Linked DNA regions of Mus musculus: region 1 is linked to region 2. A link is a loop called in an ENCODE intact Hi-C map of the cell type or tissue named here. Cell type or tissue: heart. All regions are shown on one strand. Each heading gives the region's core, and the rest is flanking DNA. Links, peaks and the distances in the headings are about the cores only.

Region 1 (7,607 bases), core at 1,658-6,657, 540 kb after region 2:
AGAAAATTTTAAGCTGAATTAGTAACTGGTGTATAATAATACCACATTATAAATAAGGGATGGCATCATCCAGAAAAGCTTTTCCCTTGCAAGTATTCATTTCTAACGTATCATTTTTGAATGATGATTTAAGTGCATATGTGTCAGGGGCATGCAGGCTCTTGTGCTCACAGTTAAGCACTACAAATGCTAAACACTCAAGGTTGTCTTTTCCAAGAGAGGGATATATAAGAAGGCTAGGAACAGTGTTGGTTAATAGCCTGGTGATCTTTGCACTATCTGTGTGGCCAGACCATACAGGATCCTCTGATGGCACAGTATTTGTAGCTATATTATTGATTTTTTATATATCTACCTCCCATCCAACCCTTATTCCACCCTAATCTTTTCCACCCCTTAACACCAAGTAAGAGAGAAAGAAGGTTAGAGGGGAAAGGGGCTAGAGACCTTCTTCAGCCAACAAAATATACTACTTCCTGCTGATTAGGGCATTGGGTTCCTCAGGCAGGTCCAATCTTCATAAGTGAAGACATATCCAACTTCTTTTCAAACTGCAACAACAGCAACAAGGAGCAGCAAGGGGGGCAGCAGCCTCCTTCTCTGAGTACTTTCTGGCTCCTCTCCCAGGCTATGACATTTGTACTCTCTGAGGAGTCCCCAGAATTGCAAACACAAACTATCAGCAGCTGGCAAAAAACAGACCCCTCCTAGAGCCAGAGACAATCATAGTTAGCAGCTGTGGACAAACTGAAGCCATCCCATACCCCACACCTGAGATTAAAACAAAAATATATTCACATAACAAAACTGTTTTTTTTTTGTTTGTTTTTTTATGAAACCAAACTTCTCACTATAATCCTCCTTATCTTGAGCTGGCTTGCCTCAGGCAGTCTACAGTGCCATCTTCTCCCATCCTGTTTTCTCAGTTCATCTATTGAATCCACCTTTGGAAGATGATACTTGCACTTAATGAAGGGCTTCTATGTCATGTTATCTTGAGCTTTGTTTTGCACACTGGATTGAGTTAATTATCACCAGAAAACCTTTTCTCAAATTATACTGTGCATAAATATAAATAAAATAATCTATTATAGGTCACAGTATGATAACTTGAACCAAAACCAGCTATTGAGTCTTGTTTAAGTGACCTGCCTTCTTGACTTGCCTTTATTGACACTCTACTGGCTGTGGCATATGCAGAGACACCTGCACTTATGCACAATCTTTAGCTATATTCATTTAGCTATATTCATTAAGAATAAAAATGCCTAAAAGCTGGCTCATGGGATAGTTTTTCAGTTAAGGCGTCTGCCTTACAAGTATAGTGTCTGGAATACATTTCCTGGGACCCACATATGTAGAATAAAAGTACCAATGCCATAAAATTCCCCTTTGGCATTATGCCAAAGCAAGAGGAACATACACAAATAAACATGCATGTGCATGCATATACACACTCATAATAAAGTAAAATATTAGAAAAATTCTAAGAAGCACACAGAGTATTTTGAGCATAGGATGAGATTTTTACCAGTACTGTGCAATGCAGAGCTTGAACTGAATGTCTTTAACATAGTGAAGGTTTTCTTAGGCTTATTAAGCTCTTTTCGTCCACTTCCATGATGAATATTTGTTGAACAGTCCCATTTGTCTGAAAGAAGAGAAAAACATGAAAGTGGTGTCATGATCTGAAGAAGCAAAGATGACAGACAGGTGCCATCGAGTTTAGACACAAGAATGAACAATGGCTCGGTGAAGTGGCTGGGGAGGAGGTGAGACTGCGAGTGTGATAGGAAAGGTCTGTACATGAGTATACCTACTGAGCCAACACCATTAACAGATGTACTGAAATTAAAAACATTTTCTACTCATACCATACTATTCCCCCAAATTTGTGGACATGAAAGTTGATTTTAGCTTACTTTTCTTACTTGTAAATACATCTGTTCAAACAAACAGATGAGAGGCATCATCAGGCTTTGGATACACTGCTGTGGATATATTTGAATAATATGTGGTGACTCAAAGGGTCATAGTGACTCTTATCCACATCCCTCCAGTTTCAACTCAACATCAGGTCTGAAAATGCAAACAGATATATCTGATCAGAAGGAATCAAGCTTGGGCATGCACAACTTATGCTTAATGTTTCCTTTGAAGAGATTCTTTCAGGATTTTTATTTTCCTTTTCTGCTAGATACTACCAAACTCATATCTTTGGATGAGAATGGTTACTTGGCAACAACACTTCTTCCCAAATCATAGCAAATCCTTTAAAGATGGCATGGTTGTGTAAATCGTAATCGGAAAAGAAATGAAGCAAGTTCCTATAGCATAGTTGGTTGTAAAGAAATACATGATACAATGTTGTTATTATCCACTGCATAGTCAGACTGTTAGACTAGAGTGGTCGACTGAGAGAGTTATGGTGACATATACAGCCAGTTGTAGTTGCACACATCACTGATTTTGGGAGTTTGAGTGAGGGGAAAGGGCTTAGAGATGTGATGATCAAGGGCTCACAGTGTACAGGAGTGATACAAATACTATAGTCATCTCTCTGTCAGCCCAGTCACAGCACAAGTATAAACTGTGTCCAGAGACATCAGGGGCATTTGCGTATAACAGTGCTTCTGCTTGCTTTCTGATGAAATCTAGTGCTGAGTGAACAGACTTACAGCTTTCCCAGACGTTTTACATAAATGTAGAGATGCTTCAGTCCTTTAATTAGCCTTTTTGCATTTTATTTAGGCTTCTCCATAGCTTGATATTAGACAAACATGTGTTCATCTTTCTAATCCTAAGGACAATGAAGGCAGAGCACCGCAGTTTATAGTATCTCTGGACAGGGCACTATGGGAAAGGGAATCGGTGTATTAGGAAGATGCTCATGGCTTGACAGTGCTATTTGATTACCAAGTAGAAAATCTGAAGTCCTAAAACTCAACTTCTGCCTTTCTGTCTAAATCAGCATTGCGGAACGAAATCCAAATGTCACATCTGTGTCTTTTCCCTTTCACTTGCCTCGTATTCTGCTCCTCAGAAATGCTTATTAGCCCTGCTTAAGTTTCACCAACTCCTCTCCTCACCACCTTCCCCACTCCTGGGCTAGGGGAAGCTGCAGTTATGTCTGACCTGAATTTCCACACACCTTCCTTCCTGCCTTCTCTCATAATTCACTCTCCCTATGTTTTATTTTTCCTCCACCGAGAGAGAGAGCAGCCTGATCGCAGAAATTCAATTCTCTTAGCATTCTCTAGCTCCAAACACGAGCAATGCAGGCACACGGAAGTAAAGGCTGGATGCTGCGAGCCTAGGCAATGCAGTGCATAACAAACAGCAAATATCCACTGCGGAATGGGTAGAATAAAGCTAATAGAACTTAGGAGTCTAGGGCTGTTCCTGAGGAGTTTAGAAATGTGGAATTCAGTGTGGGCACATCTACAGAAAGCTTCAGAGTGAACTAGTAGACTTCAAAAAAAATTATAGTTAAAAGTGGCAAAAGGGAAATGTATGTACTGCTGTTATATATTTTTTTTAAGTAGGGGAGAACTTCTCTGAATAAAAGATGGGATTATACAGTGTTTGGATTGTCTAGTGTGATTGAATAGTCTGTCAAGTATTATTGCCCTGGAGGAATTTTAGTTATTTTCACCAAAATTAACTGAAAGAAGAAGAATTCACACTCTGGAGCAGAAAACGAATCGTAAACCATAAACAAATCTTGCACATATTATTTGGTAATACAGTAAGAAAGACAAGACATAAACAGATGAAGCTGGCTTTGAGAAAGGTTGCCAACCTAATGAAGAACAGTAGATGGCGGTGGCGTGCTAGAAGACAACCGGGAGTCTATAGACAGGGGCCTAGAGGAGGTAGCTAGTGCAGCTGCATGCTTAAACAACACTGTTTTGTCTGAGGAACTGTAAATTGTATTCCTGATTCACATATCATTATTAATTCATTTTGTATTCATTATCATATGGCAAATTCATTTGGCAGTTATGCAGATGTCAGAGTGTGGGCACCTCCCGGAGTGAGCTATTCAGGCTCTGACCAGGCTGCCCGTGTACTGGCTTTGTGAAAATGTTGGCTGAAAAGATGAAACACTTTTTTAATATCAGGAGATTTGGACTGTAGATTGGAGCAGAGTCTGTCCAGCAAACACCTTTCAGTGTGTGAGTCTGTGCCTGCGGTCTGTACATGACTTCCTCCTGCATAGTTATCCCAGACTAAGTCTGACAGATGAAAATCTCCTAGTTTATAGAAGCTCTGGCTGAGATAAAAAATTAATAATCTTATTGCTGACCCAGCCAATAAGGGTAGGGCAGATGATCTTTTAATAATGCACTTCAGACGTCTGGTTTGCATATTCTGGTAGAGGAGAAAGGTAGTCTGACAGACAAGATGAGGGGGCCTTTGGATTGGTGCTTCTACTAACTAGCTGTGAGACTTAGGGAAAATCAATTAACCTTCCCAGGTCTCAGACACTAATCTATAAAATGAAGGGACTTCACGGTATCATCCCCAAAGTTTCCTCCAGTGCTAAAAATAACAAGGTTTCCTGATAGGGGAGAAAAAACACAGAGCTTTGAAACTCTAAGAGTTCTCTGTGACCTAGTTCAAATCAGAAGGGCTGTAAAGCTGGCCATGAATTATAAAATGTGTATCATCTGTGAGTAAGTGCACCTCAAGCAGTTGGATACAAGTGTGATTTATTGCGAGCGGCTGGTGCAGCAGCCTATGAAAGTGACAGCATTTGGTCCTGAGACTGTCTTGAAGTCTCAGAAATGACAGGAGAGAAACTTTAGGAGTGAGTTCTAACATCAGGACTGCTTTCTCCCAAATGAACACAATTTGACAAACGGTGTTTCGTGCTGTATCCTGTACTTCACAAATGTGTGAAGAGATGATCTAAACTGCAGCACCCTCAAGACTAAAGCAGATTCTGCTGTTTTCCAGTCATGTTAGAAACACAAGTGCTCCGAGAGCTACGTTAACTCTTTCAGGACAGCAGGTTTTCCTCTCTACTGCACTTCTGAGATGCTTTCGATGTTAGACACCTTTGATGAATGCAGGAAATTGCACTGGAAGAAAACCATATTTGCCTCTATGGAAAGAGACACAGTCTTTTATATAAAGTTCTTGGGCATTTGAATTTCTTTGTTGGATATGTCTCTATTGATATAATTTGGCTCTATTTTAATTGGAAATTGTTTTGGTTGTTGTTCCGGTGCCTTTTAGTTTCTTATTTTGGATAGATGATATATTCACACAGGTGTTGAAAGACTGGACACTAACCTAGAAAGATACGGAATGAAATATTGTTACAAAAGCAAACCCAAAACACATATGTTAATTTAAATGACCAATAATTGTGTCACTTCCTATTGGAAATTTGAAAAGCTGGACTTTATATAAGGGCTATACCTTTTAAGGTAGCTATTAGAAAGAGAGAGATGGTTGTTACAGATCTCAGGTTTCCATCTCTCTAGAAATGAGTTGATAAGTAGAGCCAGAAAGGAGTACTCTATCTCTCAGACATCAGTGTTGACACTCTGTGTTCAGTCAGCTAGGAAAAGAAGAAAGTTTCAGTGTTCCCACATGTCTCCAGGTAAAGTCAGCTCTTGATTACCTTCAAGTACTGGATCCACTGAGAAGAAACATTTGAGTGTTTCATTAGTGTGCTGAAAACTAGAAAAAAAAAAGCTTCTTCTAAAAACTTTAGCCAACACTACGTAGAACACTATAAGGAATTTTGAGAAGCTCTGAACAGATGCTAGATAAGTACAGATTCTGAAAGTTACCATATGCCTCTATGAAAGGTTCTGCTGAGAGCCATGTAGGGCATCTGGAAGGATTATAGAGGGCTCCTAAGATAAAACAAGACCAGGGAAGGTAAGTGGCTGGAAGACAAGCTCAGATAGTTTCTAGGTAAAGTACAGAAGTGTATGGAATGGCTTAAGAAGCTCAAAACCAGTGGTGTTTATTGAATATTAGTAAGTGTGGTATAATTAGAAAGATGCCAACAAAGGTTACATCATCGGCCATCTGGAGGGAAATGTAAGGGAGAATTTTGAGGGATTCAGTGAGAGAACAGCACATGGTTTTTTTTTATATAAGATAAATTGTGTTTTGAAATGTTTCTTACAGTTAATGTGTCGTTTGAAAAACATTGTTTAATGTGGAATAGAGTTTTCCTTAGCTTTGAAGGTAGGGAAATACAGTAAACTAATGGTTTCATTGTGGAATTTTGGAATGTTACAAATAAGTGTGGAAGAGATATGGAGATGCTCAAAATGGAAGCAGACAATTATACAAGTCTGAATTAATACAAGTCTGTCTGAAATTGTAGTAAATGTAAATTCTAACAAAACATAGTTATTTTCACATTTAATTTAAGTAATAAATTCAAGTCCACACTTTAAATGCTTATAGTATTTTAATTTAAAATTAAGGAAAACCTTAAGAAACTATAGTTTAGATTTTTAAACTTTTATTTATTTTTTATTTTCCTCTATTTGGAAATCCAAGGGAGTTGAACCACCTTAAAGCTGGAAAGATTTCAAATCTTTGACTCATATGCTTTGAATAAAAAAAGAAAAAAAGCACAGATTTTCATGGCACTGACATCATACAACACACATGACTCCATTTGCCAAAGTTAGTATAAGGGGATAATGTTTATAATGCAGTACTGTTGCAGGAAATATTAAAAACGAACCGCCAAGTTCCTGTATTCCATCCAGCTTCTCTCTGCCGGCCAGCTCTCCGGCAGAGCAGGGCCAGAGCTCCTGAGTTCCCTTCGCTGCCACGCCAGCTTCATGCAAGGACCAGCTACCCTGCGGTCAGCCGCCACAACACTCAGCAACCCAGTAGAAACAAAACTCTAGAAGCTGATAATTAACAAGTCAGATTTATATATCAATAAATTCCCAATTCACAAGATGTCCACACAATAATTTCAGGGCTAATTGATAGTGGTATAAGCTGTCCACTTAGATTAGACAAGTTATCCCAAATATTCTATCCTTTATGATATCATATCTACCTGTGGCTATTTAAAGCCATGCTGGTTCATGATCTTCTCCCTGTCTGTTAGCCTCCATCTTTGCTTCTCCTCTATCCCTTCCTCTCTACCCTCTCCAACCCTTAGCTCTGCCTCCCTTTTCCCTGTCCAATCACAGTCCTCCTGCTGCACTAATATTTAAATAGGTTGGGCAGGGAAAATCGGGCCATGCAGTATATTGTTCAACTGATTACTATTCATCAACAAAACCCAACCAAACAAAACCACAATAAAAGCCAGAGAGAAGAGTAAACTGCCATCCTTACTTCTTCTCACAATCTTGATCTGTCTTTTCAAGTTCCATGTCTGAGACTTAGGATCTTAAGGTCTTTTACCTAATACATTAGTTCATTTTGGTTACAGAGATAACAGACGGCAAGAAGAGGACCCATCACTGCACCACAAGGTCTGCCGCTCAGTGATACTGCCTGAGATATTTTAGTTCACTGAAGGATTTTTAAAGTTGCTTGACTGGTACCCACTATTTTCTTTTCTTTTGTTCATATTTTCAAGTGTCTCCTTCTTGCCTAGCAAGACT
Region 2 (7,607 bases), core at 1,342-6,341:
TGTGTGCAAGAAGAAGCTCCCCTCCCCCCACCCTTTTTTCCCCAAAGAGCAAGTCCCTCTTGGGCTGTCATCTTCTGTAGATGCAGCCTGGTGGGAATGAATCCCTGTTAAAATGAGAAAGAGACCATCTCTTATCGCGCCTGCTAGGGTCAGGGAAAGGGCACTTCCACTCTCTGCCTTACGAGGTTTTCCCTCAGGGTCCCATCTGCCTCATCAAATTCTGCCTCTGCCTCGCTGATACCAGCCCCCTGGGAGTTGTTCTCAAAATCCAAAATCAATAACCAGAGCTGTCAATCACTTTCGGCTTCCTCTATTCTGAGGTGCTGCTTTCTTGACTAGGGATTTCGTTAGAGGCCCGGAGCTGTGTTTTCACAGCAACAAACTTAGTTCTCAGTGAAGTTTGCTAATTCTCACGATTAATTGCCTCATTAATGAAGGAGATTCGCACAGGATATATGCTTTTAGCTGGGTTGCCAGATAATTTTGAAAGGGTTTAATGTCAATAAAACTTTCAACATTGCCATTAGCTTAGTCAAGCAAGTATTTAACATGCCCCACTTGAGCAATCGCTGTTCTGGGAGGTTACCTCAAATCTGAGTACAAGAAATATGACATAAGACTGCAGAAGTTGTTAAGTAAGGCTGGTGGCAGTAGGGCAGTTGCACGGAAAATGAACTCCAAGTGCGAATTTGATCATTTTCAATTTGTTGTACTATGGGGAGTTAATGTGCCATCCACCTTACTAAACACTTGGTTCTCAGTCAAAAGCTCTGTACTAGAAGCCACCACGTGCTGTAGGGCTCCGTCTATCCTTGGTGCCTTAGAACCTTTGAGCACCTTTTCTATCCTCATTGGCCTCTTCTGCAGGCCCTCATGTGGCTCTGACTGGATTCTAGATGTGGGCTACCATGTTCGGTGCCACGAACAGTTCTTGTCATATAAATGTTAGTTATGTATGTGATTGTGTGTGGGTGTGCGTGTGTGCGCGCATGCACACATGTGTGTATATGTTTCATACTGTCTCCCTACATAGCTCTTGCTGTCCTAGAACTCACTATGTAGATTGTAGAGCGAGCTGGCCTTACTGGCCTTGAATTCAGAGAATTACGTCTGCCTCTGCCATCTGAGTGCTGGGATTAAAAGCACGCACCTCCATGTCTGGCCCCATGTATGTGACTGTTAAACAAATGACTCTCTAATTATAGCAAGGGTTATAATAATGATTATTAACACTTAGAATAGTTTGCCAAATGCTACCTTCCAGAAACAAACAACATCGGCATCAGTGAATATCATTTCTGATATTTTCCTTTGGATTCTTTAATAAAGTCATATACAACTGTTGGGGAAAAGTAGCTAAAGTGTGATTAAAGCATAATGAAAGAACAGGGTTAAGTGTATGTATGGCATACTACCACTTAAAGTCAGAATGTACAAATTTAGCTCTAAGTGGACTTGATGACAGAGGAAAATGAGAAAAATTAAGTGGCGCTTTAACTGTAAGAATCATGATCTCCACAAAGACTCCACCACGGTCTTACTATAAAACACTAAGTCACTGAAGGAACTACCATTTATTTTTAAAATTTTCTTCTTTTTTTTTTTCCTCCTGAGATAGTCTCTCTGTCTAGCCCTGGCTGTCCTGGAACTTGATCTGTAGACCAGGATAGCCTCATACTTAGAGATTTGCCTGCCTCTACTTTCCAAAGTGCTGGACTTAAAGGCATGGGCCAGTGTGGTCCAGAAATTGTTTACACTGAAGGTCTCTTAGTGGTCCTGCTTTCAGAAGTGGCCAAGAACAGGAGGGAAGGGAGGACACCCAGCTGTCTGAGATAACTTTCCATTTACACACAGAACTAAACAGACAAGTTCAGTTATATTGCTGTTAAATGTTGGCAGCATGGGATAGGAGAGATGAGTAGTAGGGGGGTTGTTAAGAAATAAGGCTCCCTAAAACTGTGTGCCACAGAGGGGAATTGTTATGCTTAAACCCAAGAGGAATTAGAAGATCAGTGGCAGTTTGTCAAGGATGGAGAAAAGATGGTCTGGGGAGTGGGTGTGGAGGAGTGTTTGGCAACTGGGGTGAAGGAGTTGCTCTTCCCCCCACAGGGATCCCCCATCGCCTCCAGTATGGCAGGGAAGAGGCAGCTTGTATCCCCAAGAGCAGGTCTGAGACTACTAGATGCTCCAGGTAGGGGGACAGAGGTGGCTCACAAAGACTTGCTCCCCAAGGGGTTACCAGTATTGCCTCCTAGTTTTTCTGCCAGTGTCCAGTGGTCCTTGACCTCTTCATAGCACTTTGCTTATAATTCATGCATGATTTCCAGTATCCTCATCCTGATGGCATCCTTGGAGCTGCATAGAGCATTAGGTGTCTAGCAGCCCCAGACCTGCTCTTGGGGGATACAAATTATCAAGTGCCTAGAAGATGAGCACCAGGGCTCCTCTTCTTGTTCTCTTTGGTCTCTAACTTGTACCATAGAGAGCACAGCTGCAGCCCTTGTCTGCCAGCATCTTGGCTGAGGTGATGTAATGGTCCTCTGCAATCTGGCCTGGGTATCTTACCAGGATCTTCCTGCTCTCCTCCAGGATGTTGTTCCTGTTTTGAGAGAGAACAGCATGACCTTCTTGAGTGCCTTCACTTCTGGCTTTGAGGGCTGCCACACCTTTATATTCTTGAAGTCTTGGATGACACCATCAGAAGTAGCCATACTAGAGGCCTTGTTTCCAGAAGAGAAAGAGAGACAGGGACATCTGTAGAAGAACCAGGCCAACAGATGTAGCTGCTGACAGGATCTGACTATAGTACCATTTAAATTATATTTATTTTTTATTTTTTTAGGTTAAAATATAGCTACATCATTTCCCACTTCTCTTCCCTATTCTCCAAACCCTCCCATCTGCTTCTCTCTGCTCTTTTAAATTCATGGCCTTTCCCCCCATTAATTGTTATTCAACATATGTATATTCACATATATATTTCTAAATACATGATTATGATTTGTATAATATTGCTTGTATATACAGTACTATTTATTTTGAAACTATATTTGGATTTTGTGCCATTGCCATTAAAGCTTCTGTTTGTTGTTTGTTTGTTTTTCTTTTCTCTTACCTTTGTATTCTGTATCCTCTAGGATTTGTTGGTTACATAGTGCCCAATTTCAAGGTTCATTCCTGCCTGGTGTGTAACTTCCAAATGTTCACATTCAAATGAAGTCAGTATTCATCCTCTCTAATGAGCTCTTTCATTCCACAGGCTTAAGTTTTGATTAAGCTTAGATAATATGATTGGCACTTATGCTGTTCTGGGTGTTACAAGGAAGTCCCATCAACGAAGGGGCTTAGACCACAAAACTTCACTTTTCAGAGACCCACAGTCTGGGAAGGTCAGGTTCAAGGCACCTGTTCATTTAGTAACCAGAGGGAGTCCACGTCCTCATCTGTGGGCTTGGTTTCCCAATGTAATGCCTCCTTTCAGGAGGTCCTAGCTGAAGCCTCTACTGTAAGTACGTTATTGCCACTCTCGGGGGCCATAACCTTCTGACCTAATTACCTCCCAATACTCCATTCCCCAGATATTCTCCCCCCTGGGCATTGCTTTTCTTTTCTTATTTTTTGTGTTTTTTAAATGTAATTTTATCTATAATTCATTTTTATACTTCATATTCCATTCCCCATACCTTCCTATTCATCTTCTGACTGCTCCACATTCCACACCTCCTCCCCACACCCCTGTCTCCACATGGATGTCCCACCCCCCACCCCCTACCCCACCTGACTTCTAAACTCCATGGGACTTCCAGTTTCTTTAGGGTTAGGTGCGTCATCTCTGAAAGAACACAGACCTGGAAGTCCTCTACTGTATGTGTGTTGGGGGCCTCATATCAGCTGATGAATGCTGTCTGTTTGGTGATCCAGTGTTTGAGGCCCAAAGTGGGATCCAGCTCAAGGGGAAGTCCCAAGGCCTGACACTGTTACTGAGGCTATGGAGCGCTCACAAAAAGGAACCTATCAGGACGGCCCTTCAAAAGACCCAAGAAGCAGCTGAAAGAGTCAGATGCAGTTATTTGCACCTAACCAATGGACAGAAGCAGCTGACCCCTCCTGTTGAATTAGGGAAGATTGAAAGAAGCTGAGGAGAAGGGCAATTCAGTAGGAGGACCAGCAGTCTTAAATAATCTGGGGATTACTTTTCAACAAGTAGATTTTCAGGGGACACATACCATGGTACTGGATTTCATTGGCAAAGGATGTTTCTCCATGAGGACCAGAGGGTGGCACTGTAGCACTTCTGTTAAGAGAGTGTCTCCAGCCAACTGGGCCCAGCTCAAAGCTTCCCCATTTCTCAGTTGTATGACCTTGGGCAAGTTGCTTTTGCACTATTGTTTCCTTATTTGAAAACTACAGTTAATAAAAGGGCGACTCCATGGGATTGTGTATGGATTAAATAAGATAATCCAGGCTCTTCAAACTGGTTGGCAGACAGTAAGTCTAGCCAGTTAACTCTGGTTAAGAAAGGTCTGCTCCCAGTGTTGCCTGCTCTCCTACAGTGCTTACCAGTAGAGACCAACAGATAAAAGACTTCCCCTTCTGGAGTCCTCATCCTAGCATTACACAAACACTGTTGTTTTCATGGCTAATCCCCTCCAAAGGGGATATAGGAGCTCAAATACCATACTCTTTTAGATTTCTAGACACAAAAGTGAATGGTGATGGGCCAGAAAGTCTCAGGGAGCCCCAGGAGCCTGGGCCAGCTGCTGGGGACCTACTCTGAACTGATTCTCTGTAACAGTTCCCCAGTGAGGAGAAGTCCAGAACAGCTGTCTCCCACAGATTCATTTCCAAAGTCGAGTGTGTTTTGCCTTAATACTGATATCCCTCCCGCGAAGGTGCGTGCTGTTAGCTCGGATGTTGGTCACATTTTGATAATCCTTTAACCTTTATTTATTTTACACACCCCATGGTGTAGCTGAACACCACTGGCTGCTGAGAAATCTACCAGAGACCAGATGAATCTTCTCTGGGGGCACTCCTCAATGAAATTCTCCATCAGTCACAGAGGAGTTAAGTTCATCGAGCCCAGAGGGTATCTTTCAAGTTTGGCTTGTAGGCAAATGCAGCATTTTTCATGTAAATAGTAAAAAATGCCCCAATTTTGGTAACTCTGATGAAGTGTCCTGTCCTCCCACCCCCTTTTGATTTATTTATTTCCCCACTACATGCCTTTTGATATAAGTAGCTTGAGATGACCTGTTTCTATAGCAGGAGTAAAGAGGTGAGAGAATGTAGAAGAAAACAGCATAAAGGATTTCCAACATTTCACAGTTGAATTCCTCAGCCTTTTTACCCATGTAATTTGACATTTTCTATTTAATTTAATTTGTATTTTTAAGGTCTTTTTTATTCCCTTAGGTTCTAATGTGAAGGTTATATAGGGGGGTTGATAAAGAATAAGTTAGGATGCTTTTTATATTCACATTAAAAAAATATCTAGTTCCCCAGGATCTGCATGGCATTGGCTCTAGGACCCCTGTGGATGCCAACACCTAAGAATGCTCAGGTCCCTTGTATGAATAGGAGAGGTTTGCGTGGAACTTATACTATCCTGCTGCATACTTTAAGTCATCTCTGGGTTACTTAATAGCTAATATAATATAAATGCCATGCAAATGGCATCATACTAATGTATGTTTAGAGTAATGGATAGCAAGAGAAAAATACACTGTACATTACAGATGTAATAAAAATATTTTCCAAATGTTGTAGGTGAGGAGGCAGGACATTGATAAAAAGGGAAAAACCATAGTATTGGATTCTTGAATAACTCCTGCTTGACTCTGGACTTCTTAAAGTGGTCTCTTTAATTCTAAAGAGGACAGTCTCATATTCTGACCTTATGAGTTTTAAAGCACACAGGTTGTTCTTCAACAAGAAAAGTGTTCGTGAACTCTGGGTTCTTGCTTATGAATATTATCTTGTTAGGTCTTCAAATCAAATGCCCAACCATGGGATGTAAAACAGGCAGGGAGTAGCCTGAGGATACTCAGAGCCCACTCTGTGGATTACCCTGAGTCAGCACCTTTTATACAAAGTCCTAAACAAGACGTTGCATGGAGGGTAATCAAATACTGATCAGGATGGTGGACTCTGGCTAGGTTCATTCCGGGATTCCCAGAAAATGGTGGCAAGTCACATTTTGTAGAGGCTTGAAAAGGCAAAGTCATTAGAAAAAGAAAGTCATATTTCCCTCCAGGTCCAATCATAAGAAAGCACACATATAATGTGTTTCCTGCCTATGTACCTTCCACCTACATATGATGAAGCATATTTGGAGCAGTTGGGTTAAACAATCTTGTTTAAGGAAGCAAAAGCATTCGGCTTGTTATCTCATATAAACAATAGCCTCCAGCATTTCAGAAAGTACTTCCTCCTTGGGCAAGGGGCTTACAGGTTAGAGGCATTTTTGTTTTACGAATCTCTTAGGCACAGTAATTAAAATGTAAAACATAACTTTAGCTCTCACAGAGCAACAATAATTCTTGCTCTGAGAGCTTGGCACATCTCAAGTAAACCCATGGAAGTTATAAACATGGCAGGCAATGAACAATGGGATCAGGAGACCCTTAGCTTGGACACTAGAAGCTATAATACAAAGCTACCAGTGTTGTCAAAGCTTAAAGCTCTGTTTAGTTTAGCACAAGTATAAATGCCACTCGAGTTTGTGGTCATTTTGTAGAGATCTAGCTATCTTTCCTGGAGTGTTTTTAATAGAAGAGCCCAGCCTTTCACTAATTGAATGTCACCAGCTACCTGATAATGTCAATGGAGCTGAATGTTATCATCTGAGAGTGACTTCTGGCTGCTGGGAAAGGCTGAGGGGAAGCCTGTGTGTATGAGTGCAACATGAAAGATGGTGATAATGTGGGCACAGAAGGCAGCCATGATTGATTGGCCATTAACAAGAATTTATAGCACTTCAATCTTTTTGCCTTGTGAAGCCTGCCTGAATGGGTCACTATAATGATTGAATTTCAACTCTGTTGAAAGATCAGCTAGACTTATCAACGAGGCTTTGATGTTAAATTGACCCTGGATTTGGAATTTCGAAGACTCAAGGAGATTGGGAAGCCAACTCTCCTCCCTGCCTGCTAAGTGACTTTGGATAAATGATGTCCAAACTTCCTTGGGCCTCATTTTCTCATCCCTGAAATGGATGGGATACTGGTTCTTTGGTTTGTGTTCAGTGGTCACATCACTTCTCTATCCCTCTTTGCCATCCTTCTCTATTTCCCAGGCCAGGGTTTTCTGAACCAGCACTTAACTGTGACTGACACTGAAATTCCACGTCTACTGACACCTTCTGACCATCATTTTCATAGCCATTTCCCAGTTGCTAACATCTGCTGAGGTGTGGAGTGTTTATTGGTGCCAGGAGTACCCCCCTCCCCTTATTTCCTCACACAAGCTGCTCTCTCTCTCTCCCTCCTTCTCTCTCTTTCTCTCTCATCTTTCTTTCCTTCATTTCTCCTCCTCTCCCAGCTCTCCCTTCCCTTGCCCCTCCCCTCCCCCTCCCTCTCCTCTTCCCTCTTTTCCTCCTTCTCCTT

What was found. A loop is a pair of places that touch in the nucleus more often than their neighbours do. Peaks named below come from ENCODE experiments on the same cell type or tissue, not always from the same donor. Only the 100,000 strongest peaks of a DNase experiment are listed, where the experiment ranks them.
Region 1: a loop joins it to region 2, with 7 times the contacts of the local background. A loop is called at or near these places in 6 of 42 quality-filtered maps.

The regions. Positions count from the first base shown.
Region 1 is chr5:54,793,201-54,800,807 of GRCm38, forward strand. No RefSeq gene overlaps it. Among named protein-coding and RNA genes, the nearest start is that of Gm24235, 30 kb to the right of the region's middle. In heart, for the core only: a CTCF peak has its summit at 3,814 (motif pointing right); no DNase peak of the experiment used is centred there.
Region 2 is chr5:54,253,998-54,261,604 of GRCm38, forward strand. No RefSeq gene overlaps it. Among named protein-coding and RNA genes, the nearest start is that of Gm10440, 92 kb to the right of the region's middle. In heart, for the core only: a CTCF peak has its summit at 4,271 (motif pointing right); no DNase peak of the experiment used is centred there; H3K27ac peaks cover 488 bases.